2 separate regions of the Homo sapiens genome follow, and region 2 is linked to region 1. Evidence: chromatin contacts called from ENCODE Hi-C or POLR2A ChIA-PET data. All regions are on one chromosome and are shown on one strand. The core of a region is the stretch at or near the end of the contact, and the rest is flanking DNA. Distances in the headings are between cores, read along the strand shown.

What was found. Hi-C counts contacts between places; a loop is a spot of excess contacts on that map. ChIA-PET counts read pairs that join two places held with the same protein, here RNA polymerase II (POLR2A).
Region 2: a loop to region 1 is called in a map of HepG2, with 6 times the contacts of the local background. The contact joins the enhancer-like site here to the promoter of MOGAT1 in region 1. A Hi-C loop is called at or near these places in 1 of 168 maps with a recorded cell type or tissue (HepG2). POLR2A ChIA-PET finds 5 or more read pairs at or near these places in 1 of 52 experiments (HepG2).

The regions. Positions count from the first base shown.
Region 1 is chr2:222,668,497-222,675,076 of GRCh38, reverse strand. It overlaps MOGAT1 (monoacylglycerol O-acyltransferase 1), which reads right to left and starts at 3,419. Exons shown (of 6, transcript NM_058165.3): 1 at 3,198-3,419. The coding sequence starts at 3,291. LOC124907985 (a long non-coding RNA gene) reads right to left here. Exons shown (of 2, transcript XR_007088095.1): 2 at 4,075-4,441.
Region 2 is chr2:222,794,185-222,800,764 of GRCh38, reverse strand. No RefSeq gene overlaps it. Among named protein-coding and RNA genes, the nearest start is that of ACSL3, 64 kb to the left of the region's middle. RefSeq lists enhancers at 4,357-5,279, 5,280-6,202. Within about 2 kb of position 3,769, at least 10 of the 41 ENCODE cell types and tissues checked have a DNase peak (open chromatin) inside an H3K27ac peak, as active enhancers do.

The DNA of each region.
Region 1 (6,580 bases), core at 2,170-4,669:
AACAAAGGGGAGACACTGTTCTACCTGAAAGACATAAAAACCAAATATAATGCATGGGTCTTATTTGGATTTGGGCTCAAAGAAATTGCTAGTAAAAGTGTATTTTGTCTGGGTGCAGTGGCTAGCGCCTGTAATCCCGTTACTTTGGGAGGCTGAGGCAGGAGGATCACTTGAGCCTGGGAGTTTGAGACCAGCCAGGGCAACATAAGGAGGCCCCATTTCTACCAAAAAGAAAAAAGAACAAGAAAAAAGGTGTAGTTTTGGTACAATTTAGGATATCTGAACTTGTTTTACATGATTTTAAGTAATTTTTGTTAACTATGCTAGGTATGACAAGAGTACTATGGTTACACACAAAATACTTATTTTTAAAATATGCAAACTAAAGTATTTAGTATTAAAATATCTTAATGTGTGAATTCACTAGACACGAAGGAAACAACAGACACTGTGGCCTACATGAGGGTGGAGGGTGGAGGATGAGGAGGAAAAGCTACCTACTGGGTACTATGCCAATTATTGTGGTGATGAAATAATCTGTACAATCCCCATGATGATCAATTTACCTACATAACAAACCTGCACATGTACTCCTGAACCTAAAACTTAAAAAAAAATTATACAAAAAAAGTGATTTGTTTTAAAATATTTTTGCAAAATAATGGATAAAACATATATGGCAAATTATTAAATAATTATAAACCTAGGTCATGGGTATATGGGAATTCATACTCTTCTCTCTAGTTTCTGTATGTTTGAAATTTCCCACAATATAATTTCCAAGATATATAATACAAAATATGCTCCTGCTAACACTAATGTCAAATGTGTGAAACAAAAACATTGAGGTGAATTGGATCTAGAACCACTGTAGTTTGATTCAAATTAGACACAGGTCATTGAGCATCTGCCATGTCCTCGTCACTAATCCACTCACATGCGGTCACATGTGTCTCGACTTTCCACTACTGGGCCATGTGATCTTGAGTAACTCACTTTATCTCCTAGTTCCTTCATTGGTAAAATGAGGGTAACGGGTAGTCCTCCCTCACCAGGTTGCTGTGAGGATTACATGAGTTAATACTCTAGGGATCTGGTGGGTGCATAATTCCTATTCTGGGTGATAGACCAGAAACAGCCATTCAACAAGTATTTGTGTATATCTCAAGTATTTGTGTATATCTCAAGTATTCGTGTATATCTTCCATGGGCCAGACATATACTGTGTGTTTCCTCACTAAGCTTGTAGACTAAGACAGCCATAGAGAACTTTCTGAAGTCACCACAGCCATACACAGATACAAGCAATGATAAGTGCCATGAAAGAAAAGAACAGTGGCTATCAGAGATGTGTTGAATGATCGGTTAGGAAGTCGGACTCCAAGTTCAGGCCATTTAAGAGAGCAGTTTAGTGGTTAAAGCAGACACTTTGGGCAGAATACTTGGGTTTGAAACCAGCTCTACCACGTCCTGCTAGCTGCATCGCCTTGAGCAATTTACTTCATCTCTTAGTTCCCTCATCTGTACCAGGAGTGTAGGAATAGTCCTTACCTCACAGGGATGTTGTGAAGATTGCTAGTTAATCGTGGATGTTGCTTAGAACAGCACCTGGCACATACCAAGCGCTAGATAAGGTCGTGTGTTGTTATCTCCATGGTGCTTTGATCCAGAGCAACCCTGCCTCACGGTGTAGTCTGTGAGGACTTAATGAGTTAACACTTTGAATTACATTTTTTTTTTTTTTTGGTAAATTCTACCTAGCAGCACAGGAGAGTCACTCGGAGAGTTCTTAAGAGGAAAAAGGAAAAAAAAAAAGGTGTACAGACTTCATTCTGAAACAAATGACTTAGAAATTCCAGGGATGAGCCGGGCGCGGTGGCTCACGCCTGTAATCCCAGCACTTTGGGAGGCTGAGACAGGCGGATCACCTGAGATTGGGAGTTCGAGACCACCCTGACCAACATGGAGAAACCCCGTCTCTACTAAAAAGACAAAATTAGCCAGATGTGGTGGCACATGCCTGTAACCCCAGCTACTCGGCAGGCTGAGGCAGAAGAATTACTTGAACCCGGGAGGCGGAGGTTGTGGTGAGCCGAGATGGCGCCACTGCACTCCAGCGTGGGCAACAAGAGTGAAACTCCGTCTCAAAGATAATAATAATAATAATAATAATAATAATAATAATAAACAAATTCCAGGATGGAGCCTGGGCATCTGCACTTTTTAGAAGCTTCTCCAGTGATTCTCATCTAGAGCCAGGGTTGAGAACCACTGATTCAGGCTTTCGAAATGTAAAAGCAGTTTTAAAAGTGTAAAACTCTCCAATGCAATGGGCTTATTACTATTATTACCACCCCAACGCTGTACAATCCATGATCTTACAGCATACACATGATCTTAGTCTTCAGAAGAGTTTATGTTTCAATAGAAGGGTCTCCCCCAAATTCCTCCCTCCTCCCACATCACCCCTATTTACTTCAAGAGCAGAACAAATATGAAGGAAAAAACAAAAAACAAAAAGAAAAACCACCCACGTTTTTGCCCCATCTAATGATTCGGCTCGTGTATGTTTCATGGGCTCAACTTGGGAACCAACTGGAACACACACGCTACTGAGTCAAACTATTTCCAGAGAGAAACCGCTCAACCAAATGCAATGAGTGGTGCAGCCTTCTTTACAGAAAGGTACTGCTATGCATCCAGGAAATCTCCAAAACGGGAAAGGGAACACTGCTCTTTGTCAGGAGGGTGGGGAGACAAAGAGGGAGAAGGAACAAGGTTTTAACTACTGAGGCATTACTTTGCCATCTATGAATCAACAGTTCGAGAAACGAGTTTGCCAACTTTTGAGGGGTTAAAGTGCTCATGCGTTCGATGGGGTCATGGTTACATTTTGGTAGATACAGTCGCCAAAAGTCATCGAGCTGTATCCGTATAACTGCGCCTTTTATTGTAGGCAAGGTGCACCTCAATTTAAAAAAGTAACGCAGGAGAAAATAAAATTAAACAGTCGTTAGCGATGAGGTTCTCGTGAGGAAACCAGAGTCCACGTTAGCTCCAAATGCCCTCTTTGACCTGCCTGCTCTGGCCGACAGGGGAACGAGGGTTGGAAGGTTCTATGCAGGTCCTGGAATCCGGACCGTCCCGAGGGAGGATATGGAGCCCAAGCCCCGCGGCCCGGGGGGCGGGGTCCTTACCGAGCAGCAGGTATTTCAGGACCCACTGCAGCACGGCCACCGTCTGCAGCCGCCGCGCCAGCTGGATGTTGAGCGGTGCAAACTCTACCTTCATGGCCTGGCCGGGCGAGGACGGCGCCAGCCACTGCAGCCTGCACCCACGCTGCTCTGCGGCGCCTGTGGGAAGTGCCCGGCCGGATCCGGGCCCCGCGCTGGGCACTGGCTGGGCGGAGAGGAAAAGGCAGAGGCTAGGCAGCGAGCGGGGACCCAACTGCGCCCTGGGTGGGAGGGCGCGCTGGGCTGAGGCTGGGGGCAGCCAATCACAAGCGCCGGGCGCCAGAGCTGGCCCAGCGCCCTGGCCCCGGAGCAGCTACAGCGGCCCGGGCGCATTGGCTGGCGCGCCGGGCGTTGGCGAGAGTGCGCCGCGTGGGACACGAGGGACGGGGAGAGGGGTCAACTGGCAGCCAGCCCGAGCCGGGCAGCGCGGGCTCCTGCCGCCTGGCTGAGGACCTGGGATCTCCACCAGGATCTGACCATTGTTCAGCTGATCGATCACCCAGCGCTTGCCTTCAGCATCCCACCCCTTCATTCGAACCCTCGGTGATTGGGGAAGGGTTAGTTTGAGGAATCGCACACCAGCTGGAGAGATGAGCGAGACTTGTTTCTTAGTTTATTGATCTGTGTCCCCCCGCAACCTCCAATTTCCCCGCGGATGGGGAAGGGGACCTGGCTTCCTCACTCTTGGGTCCTCAGTTCCCTACAGGAGCTCCGGGAATCTTTCACCCATTCATTCATTCAACCCACATTTATTGAGCACTTGCCACTTGCTGAGCACCATCCGGGCGCTTGGATAACCAAGCTGTCAAGCGCATCCGTGTGAAGAGACCACCAACAGGCATTGTGTGAGCAACAAGGCTGTTTATTCACTTAGGTGCAAGTCAGCTGAGTCCGAAAAAGAGTCAGCGAAGGGAGATGGGGAAGGGGTTGCTTTATAGGAGTTGTCTAGGTAATGGAAAATTACAGTAGAAGGTGGTTATCTATTGTTAGCAGAGGAAGGGGTCACAAGGTACAGGGTGGGGAGATCATAAGACTCATTGTCCAGAAGAAGAATGTCACAAAGTCGATTGATCGGCTAAGGTAGGGCAGGGACAAGTCACAATGGTAAAATGTTGTAATGTTGGTTAATCAGTTAAGGCAGGAACTGGCTGTTTTACTTCTTTGCGTTTTTTTTGGCTGCTCCAGGCTTCTTGGCTCCTGCAGGCCACCTGGATGTGTACATGCAGGTCACAGAGGTTATAATGGCTGAGCTTTGGCTCAGAGGCCTGACACAAGCTATTCATTGTCTTGTTCTCAGAGTACAGGGGGAAACAGACATAAGCAAAACAACTACACAATTTGGTGTATAATTACAAGTAAGACCCTACTGTGAATGACTAGAAGATTCCAAAACCAAGACTGCTGCACGGTCAGGGAAGTGTCTGAAGAAGTGCCCTTACTTGAGCTGTAGCCAAATCTAGTTAACCCAGGAGTCATCCGGGCAAAGGGAAGCACATATGCAAAGGTCCTGTGGCTGAACTCCAAGAAGAGCTCAAAGAGTGAGAGCTTGGGGGACAAGGGTGAGATTGGGGTGACATCAGGCAAAAATGGTGGGCAAGGTCCAGACCCTTGCAGACTGAGTTAGGGTTCAAGTTTGAACCCCAAGAGCAGTACAAGACACTGAAGGGTTTCAATTACGATGTGCTAAATGGATGGCTAGATTCTAAATAGTGCCTAGTCCTTGGGAGCAACCACTGCACTTTATTTATAAATATTAATTACCACATAGTTGAAAAACTCAAAATGATGAGCAGCTGTCAAGTCATTGCTGAAGAGGACTTGGAACAGGGCAAAACAATATAGTTGGCCCTCCTTTCTCCCCCATCCTATGCCCTTTTCTCCTTCAACATTTTAATACAAAGGGAGTTGGATTAAAACAAATACCAGGGCCACTTGGAGGAGTTGTTTGTGATTTTTTGTATGCAAAACTTGTTTGGGTTTCTTTTTCCTCCTACTTAAGGAGTCACTTTCTTCTTTCCTTTTAGATTTCTTCCTTGAATCTTCCCCCAGTGCTAGGTGGGGACACTACGAACACACCCTATGTCAGGCACTCTGCAGAGACCTCACAGGCGTAATCTCAAAAACCCTACAAAGTACGCATTCACTTCAACTTTGCAGCTGAGGAAATTAGGGCTTAAAGTCACACAGCTGGTAAATGGCAGAATAGAGAAGATTCAAATTTCTATAAAACCTGGAGAGGCGAGTCATCCCTTCATCAACTGAACCAAACATAGAACAAACATTTATGGAGTGCCTGCATTGCCTTGGGCATTGTCCTTGGTACTGATGACACAAACGTGAATTAAGATGAGGTCTCTGTGCCTTTGAGAATTTACACACATTTACTTATTGACTATTTGTGGAAAGCTTTCTATGTATTAGGCACTGGGTAGGGAAAGGAGATGAGTTACAATGGTGAATAAGAAAAGTCTTTGTCCTGCTGCAGCTCACAGTCTAGTGGGAGAAACAGAAAATACCTACCTATGTAGACAACCAAATGTGTGACAGTGCCCTGAAGGAAACACATAGGCTGATACAGAATAATGGGCACCTATTTAGAACAGATTGGAGGTAGCAAGAGTGGAAGTAGGCATATCCCCTAAGAAGGCTATTGTAGGATGATTGTAGAGGATGTGGAAGCTTGGGAAAATATAGACTTGAGATATGCATGGGACATATAAATGGTAGGACTCTTTGATTCATTGGATTTCGAATCTGTCGGTAAAGAAGAGCAAAACACCGAGAACTCCTGATCCTGATCACTTGGAGTTTGCTTGCTTAGTAATGTATTTGTTACTTTCCCAGAACACTAAGCTGATAGATAAGAACTGTCATATCCTGTCACAGCCATCACAGCCAACTGAAACAAAGCATGGACTCACCAGCACTCAGTCAATGCAACAGTCCATCACCATTTTAATCAACAATTAAATTATTTGCTCATCCTTTTGACATTCAACATGTATTTATTTGTTTACATATTGTGTGCCAAGTTACTTGAGTTAAGTGATCACTGGATTTACATAGTGGGAAAGTTTTAATTCATCAAGCTATTCAAAACAATTCTAAATGAACCTAAGATTCCAGAGCCTAACTGCTATACTAGGCTGTTTCTCAAATAATATAAGGAAGAAAGGGAGTGTTGTCACAACAGAGGAACAAGTCATTGAAGGGTAAGTAGAAGAGTGCTGATGACTGAACCTGTCATTTGGGTTGAGGTGTAGTTATCCATTCAGTCAACAAATATTTTAGCAAATGATTAAAGAAAAATACATTTGGCAGAAGTGTCAGCTTTGTTCCTATGGGCC
Region 2 (6,580 bases), core at 2,520-5,019, 130 kb before region 1:
TAAAATTAATTTTGGAGTGGCTGTGATTTTTTAAAATGCAGCAAGAATGTATGTCTAATTATGTATGTTTGATTCAACCTACAATAATGCCATGTTTTCCTTGACATAGAGTAAGAATTTCTGTTTGTATTTTATGCATCTAATGGAATCCACTCTGAATTCCTTCTTTCAGGAATCCACTCCATTAGGTGCATAAAATATAAACAGAAACTCTTACTCTATGTCATGCTCCATTCAGTCATTCATTCAGTCAGCCTCTGTTGAGTTTCTACTCAACACTTGGCCCTGGGGACGTAGTAGTGAGCAAAATTCTTCCAGTGTTCCCTGCCCTCTGAATTGTGGATTCTTTGATCCGACTCCTTGTTCTGAAACCGGTAGAGACAAGGACCTGGAATCTCCTTCCTCCATGTGCCCAGGCGCCCAGTGGGGGATAGGGAGACCAGTGAGGGAATCCCTGCTTGGGCTTCCAGGGGCCAAGTGCTGCTTGTGGAAGAAGCTCTGCATTGGGGAGAGGGGGGTCCTCAGTACTTTGGAACTGACTAGCCACTTAATTCCCATTCATTTGAGTGCACGTAGGAAGCCCAAGGAGCAGTTTTGAAGGGGACAGGTATCAAAACCCTACACTGACATCCACGTGACCATCTTCTCTCTTTCTCTCTCTCTCTCTGAGACAGAGTCTTGCTCTGTTGCTCAGGCTGGAGTGCAGTGGCATGATCACAACTCACTGCAGCCTCAATCTCCTGGGCTCAAGAGGTCCCACCTCAGCCTCCCAAGTAGCTGGGACTACAGGTGCACACCATCACGACTGACTAATTTTTGTATTTTTTTGTAGAGATAGGGTTGTGCCATGTTGCCCAGACTGTACTAATGTCTTTAATGGTGTTTAACATCACTCCTGCTAAATCGATGGCTTTAAGACTGTTTCTTATAGTCCCTTGTCTTCCCCTGAAGAGTTTATGTAGCACACATCTTCCACAGAGCAAGGATACAATGAACGTTTGTCTGTATGTCTTGCCTTCTTTCAGGAAGAGAACAGTCACGCCTCATGATCAGCTGAGTGTGTGAGTTAAGCAGCAGAATCATGAAGACATTCCTGTCCTGCTGGAGTTGACTGCCTGTGTGTAGAGTTGCACTTTACCCCTCTACTCCTTTTCCATCACCTCCCCTTCCTATCCACAACTCTCACCATGAAAACAGTGCAGAGGCGAATTTCCAGACTGGACGCTTCCAAGCCAGCTTACCTGTACCCTTAACAGATGTGCCAGTTGGGAAACTATTTCGTGTTTCTCCTTAAACAAACTCCTTAATCCTTCCTTAAGCAATGAAAACAACTGATTTCTCTTAGTCAACACAATAAAAACCTTCAGAAAGTAATTACAAAATTGCTTGCAGGTAACAACCTATAAGACCTATAAGAAATGTCCTCTTTGTGTTAAGAACGCAATCTCTTTGGTATAGTGATATGATCTCCAAAATTACATTTGCAACATCAGGCAATGAAACAAAGGAACATCTTAATAAATTAATCCTAAAATAACTTCGTTATAGCAGAATGTTATCTGAATTTGGAAATGGGAAATCCTGAAGTATATGGCAGAAAAGAATTTGTCTATGAACAGCAATTTGCCAACAAGATCAGGAGGGAACTAAACTCAAAGATATGTTGTCAATGTGCACAGTGTCCATGCCTAGAACTTGGTAAAATTGCTCCCTTTAAGGTACTGGCTACAATTGAATGTGAACCTAGAATGAATGTCAGTAGGTTTCGTTAGGCCATGGGGCCCATCCTGCCTGACACCCAAATCTCACCTCACGCTGAGGTTCCTGGGATTGGGATTGAGTCCAGAAACAATTGTGCATCTCTAAGAGATTCCCACTGTACAACCAAGTGGCTTCCTGCTGAAGTATTCTCCAATCAAGTGGTGGGTCAGTTCTGAAAGGAGCTGACCTGTCATGTTAAGGGGAATGCTGGTTCAAAGAGCTACACCTGGGCTGCACCTCCACCTTCAGAGCTGCAGACACCTGGGCCACACCTACACCTTTACAGCCTCATACTTATCTCAAGGCTCCCCATAACCCAGGAAAAGTAAGCAGAGGTAGCTAAAAGACTGGATCACCTGTCAACACAGTTGGGTCATCTCTCAGTGCATCAACTAAAGGGTATTTTCTGGGCAGTATATAAACTTGGATTTTAGAATACCAATCCACTGCATTCTTTAAATATTGTCTAGAAAATTGGAAAAATAAGACTGGGTGCGGTGGCTCATGCCTATAATCCCAGCACTTTGGGAGGCCGAGGAGGGTGGATCACTTAAGATCAGGAGTTTCAGATTAGCTTGGCCAATATGGTGAAACCTTGTCTCTACCAAAAATACAAAAATTAGCTGGGTGTGGTGGCACATGCCTGTTGTCCCAGCTACTTGGGAGGATGAGGCAGAAGAATCCCTTGAACCTGGAAGGCAGAGGTTACAGTGAGCCAAGATTACGCCACTGCACTCCAGCCTGGGTGACAGACCAAGACTCTGTCTCAAAAAAAGAAAAAGAAAATTAGAATAATAAAAAAGAAAAGGAGGAATTATTTTTCTGAGTGCCACTCAGAAATAGGAAGTTGATTGTGTTTTAGTCACTGGAGTTAAAATAAGTCATTAATCATCCTCTTCCCCTGTCTTTTAAGAATCATCATTACGGTCATGTGTCACCTAATGAGGATACATTCTGAGAAATGTGTCATTAGGCAATTTCGTTGTTATTTGAATGTCATAGATGTACTCATACAAACCTAGATAGTATAGCCTACTACACACTTAGGCTGTATAGTACAGCCTGTTGTTCTATAAATCCTATATAACATGTGACTGGACTGAATACCATGGGCGATTAAAACACAATGGTAAGCATTTGTGTATCTAAACATAGAAAAGGTACAGTAAAAATACAATATAAAATTTTTTTAAATGGAACATCTATTTAGGGCAGCTCCATTATAATCTTACGGGACCACATTGTATATAGATGCAGTTCATCTTTGAGCAAAACATCATGATTTGACACATGATTTACTTTAAAGCAAGTAAATGACTGATATAGTAATAGGCAGAAAGTTGGTCATTGAATGGCTAGAGCTTTTCCTAAAAAAAAAAAAAAAAAAAAATACAAGGCCAAGAACTGGCTTTTAAATTTTTCAAATACTTTCTTTCAGAAACAATAATAGGGCAATTCTTTGCCAAAGGCAGACGGCATCAAGTTCAAAAGGAATAAAGACTTAATGGCTATGCCCCCTAGAGTCAAAGAAGATAAGCTGCAGGAAAGATTATTTTGGGGGAGGAGGAAGTTTAGGGGAAAGATAGTGACCCTTTTACATTTATTATGGTAGCATTATCTTCAGCAAATAAATGTCATCTGCATTTATTTGCTGAGGGTTCAGAGACCCTGGCAGCAGTCACAGAAATCCGTTCTAACAAGATTAAACATTCTCAAAAATAATTTCTCAAGTGTGGAACCTAGGCGGTCTTCCCCTTAACATTAGGTATAGGTTCTGCTTGTCGGGCTCCTGTTTTTCATCTTTTACTGTAGGAAAAAAATTCCAAAATTTCTTTGACACATGAAGAGCAGATTTGAAAAGCTGCAGTTCATCTGAAGTGTTTTAGGTACAGCAGAGGAGGCACCCTGGGGCCTGATTATTGGGTATTGTGGGAGCAGCTCATCGTCTCTCTGGCTCAGCAGGCTCACACCACTGCCTGTCAGTGCCCAGGATGACAACTCACTGCAAAGAGCCAAGGGCCCCCTCCTGGGAACAGTCAGCTCCCGGAGGCTTGGGTCTGTTTCTTCTGCAGCTGGACATTCACATCCAGTACAGTGTTTACAACAGAGATAGCACTCAATAAATATTTGTTGAGTGATGAACAAATGTATGCATGTCAGCTCTTGGGCAGCAGCCTGGAATCACTTCTGAGGTTTTTGGTTCAGGATCTATACTGACTTTTCCAGGATGTCCTTTGATCGCTGGGTGTTGACTTCTGCAGTGCAAATGTGGTAAATGAGTCCTTCCTCAGAGCAATTCTCAGGCATGAGGAGGTACAGCAGGCCGCTGTGAGGAAGTTTTAGCTGTGAACATCATGCCTTTCTGTTCCTGGGACTGGCCACAGTTCCAAGAAACATCTTAGGCAGTTTTCCAACATGGCGAGGTTGATGTCTTCACTGTCATTTCATTTATGGTGCAAAAGAAAAGTAGCCAGGACATCACCCTGAGACTGAGACCTTTGGAGCCACAGAGGGATATTTTCTGGAGACAGGAAGGCTCTCTAGAGTCATTGTCAAAAGGCAGTTTGTTATTATAAGTTCTTGTCAAAGATTGCCTAGAATTTGTACGTTATACATAACCCAGAAAAGAAAACACAACATCCAGTTTGTATCAAACAAAGGGCAGCTAAAAACTGGCTTTTCATTTGTCAGAGTGCTAAGTATCCTGTGGATTTATCCTCAGAACAAAGTTCTGCTTATACTGCAAATATTTATTCTAGTAACAATGAGTACAGCAGGATATAGGGCCGTAGAATAGTTTGCACAGTGGAACTTTATTTGAAGAAGTGGGGCATGTCCAGGTAAAGTTTGCATATGATAGCAGATTTTCCAATCACGTATTTCCCTTTCCCTCTGGACAAGGTGACATTTGGGGGGAAGTGTGGTAAAATTTGGGACAGGCAAGGTTGCCTTTTAATCTTTAATGAAGGTGCCTTGAAAATGGCCTAATTCTGGTTGCTTGTAGGTATCACTGACTGACAGGTTTACAGAATGTCCCACAGATATACTATGCCCCTGACAGCCCAGGAGACAGGGATGTTCCTAAGCCCCAAATATCAAGAGTGAAGGCTGCTCTTTGGATACGTGCTAATGCAATCCTAAAACAGGGGGAAAAGAAAAAGGAAAAGAAGAAAAGGGGGAATGTGGAAGCAAGAAAAAATAAAATTAGCTGGGCGTGGTGGCGTGTGCCTGTAATCCCAGCTACTTGGGAGACTGAGGCAGGAGAATCTCTTGAACCTGGGAGGCAGAGGTTGCAGTGAGATGAGATTGCACCACTGCACTCCAGCCTGGGTGAAAAAGTGAGACTCTGTCTCAAAAAACAAAAACAGACAAAAATAAAAAACATAAGAAAGAGAAAGAATGAGGAGCACTTAGAAAAGGAAGCGGAGTTCATTAGTTCATTGGGGAGGGGAATAAAGGCTTATGGAGGAAAGTGTCAGCAGCTGAGGTCCAAATAGCACAAAAAAAGAATTTGGCAGGGAAAGGGGGCACTCAGACAGCATTGTGTTTGGTGTTTGGGTACTTTGTAATGGAAAAGCAGGCTGTAGCCTGAGGCCCAAGATCAGGTCAGGCTAGGGAACAAAGGCAGCATGTAATGGGTATGGTGAGTCAGCATGAACCCAAATCTAGATTGACAGTAGAGGTCAAATTCAGGGAAGAAGGCAAATGACCCCAAAGACCCAGATATGTCTTCTGGAAAAAGACAGCTTGGTCCAATGCAAAGACCCAGATGCAGAAACATTGCAATAGTGTCAAACGTGAGCCAGCATGGACAGCAAAGACGATCCCCTGCTACCGCAGTCTGAGTCTGTTCAGAGAGGAGACAGTGGCCAAACTGACTTGATCCCAAACCAGCCTCTGTCGTGGCAGGCACAGTCATTGAGTTGTGAATATGATGGAAAACACTCAAAGACTCACCAAAGTAGAGAAATATGGGGATCTCCAGCAGATAACTCCTGGCAAGGTAGAAGAGAGGCAAAATAATGTTGAGTAAGACAGACGTGTCCCTGCTCCACCATATGCCAGCTGCGTGGGCTTGTCCAGTTCCCTTCTCCTCTCCAATCCTCTCCTTCTTTACCTGAAAAACGTGATCATTTGGGGGCTCATCTTTGGCCAGCATGCACTGGAACAACAGCCACCGTGCTTGTTTATAGCTGGTGTTCAATCTGACTAGTCAGTGCTCAAACATACCACTTGTTAAATGTTTCTAGTTTCAATCACTCTGGTGATAATAATGTCCACTTCGTGGAGTTCATTTGAGGACTCTAAGTAATATGCATAAAGCATGCTGCACATTGCCTGACACTTAGATAGTAGCCGTTATTATTTTATTAAAATAGTTATCAATGTTGCTAACTGTTGTGAACTAAATTGTGTCCTTCCCCCACCCCCTGTCAAATTCATATGTTGAAGCCCTAATCCCTGATTTGACTATACAGGTGCTCCTAATTTTTAGATGTGGTTACGCTCTAATAAAACCATTGTAAGTTGAAAATGTAAGTCAAAAGTGCATTTAATACACCTAATCTACTGTACGTCATAGCTTAGCCTAACCAATCTTAAACCTGCTCAGGATACTTTCATTATCCTACTGTTGGGTGAATCATCTAACACAAAGCCTATTTTATAATAGTGTCGAATATCTCATGCAATGTATTAAATACTGTCCTGAAGGTGAAAAACAGAATGGGTGTATGGGCACTCGAAGTATGGTCTCTATTGAATTTGGATCTTTCCCACCACATGAGGTTAAAAAATCATAAGTCAAACCATTGTAAGT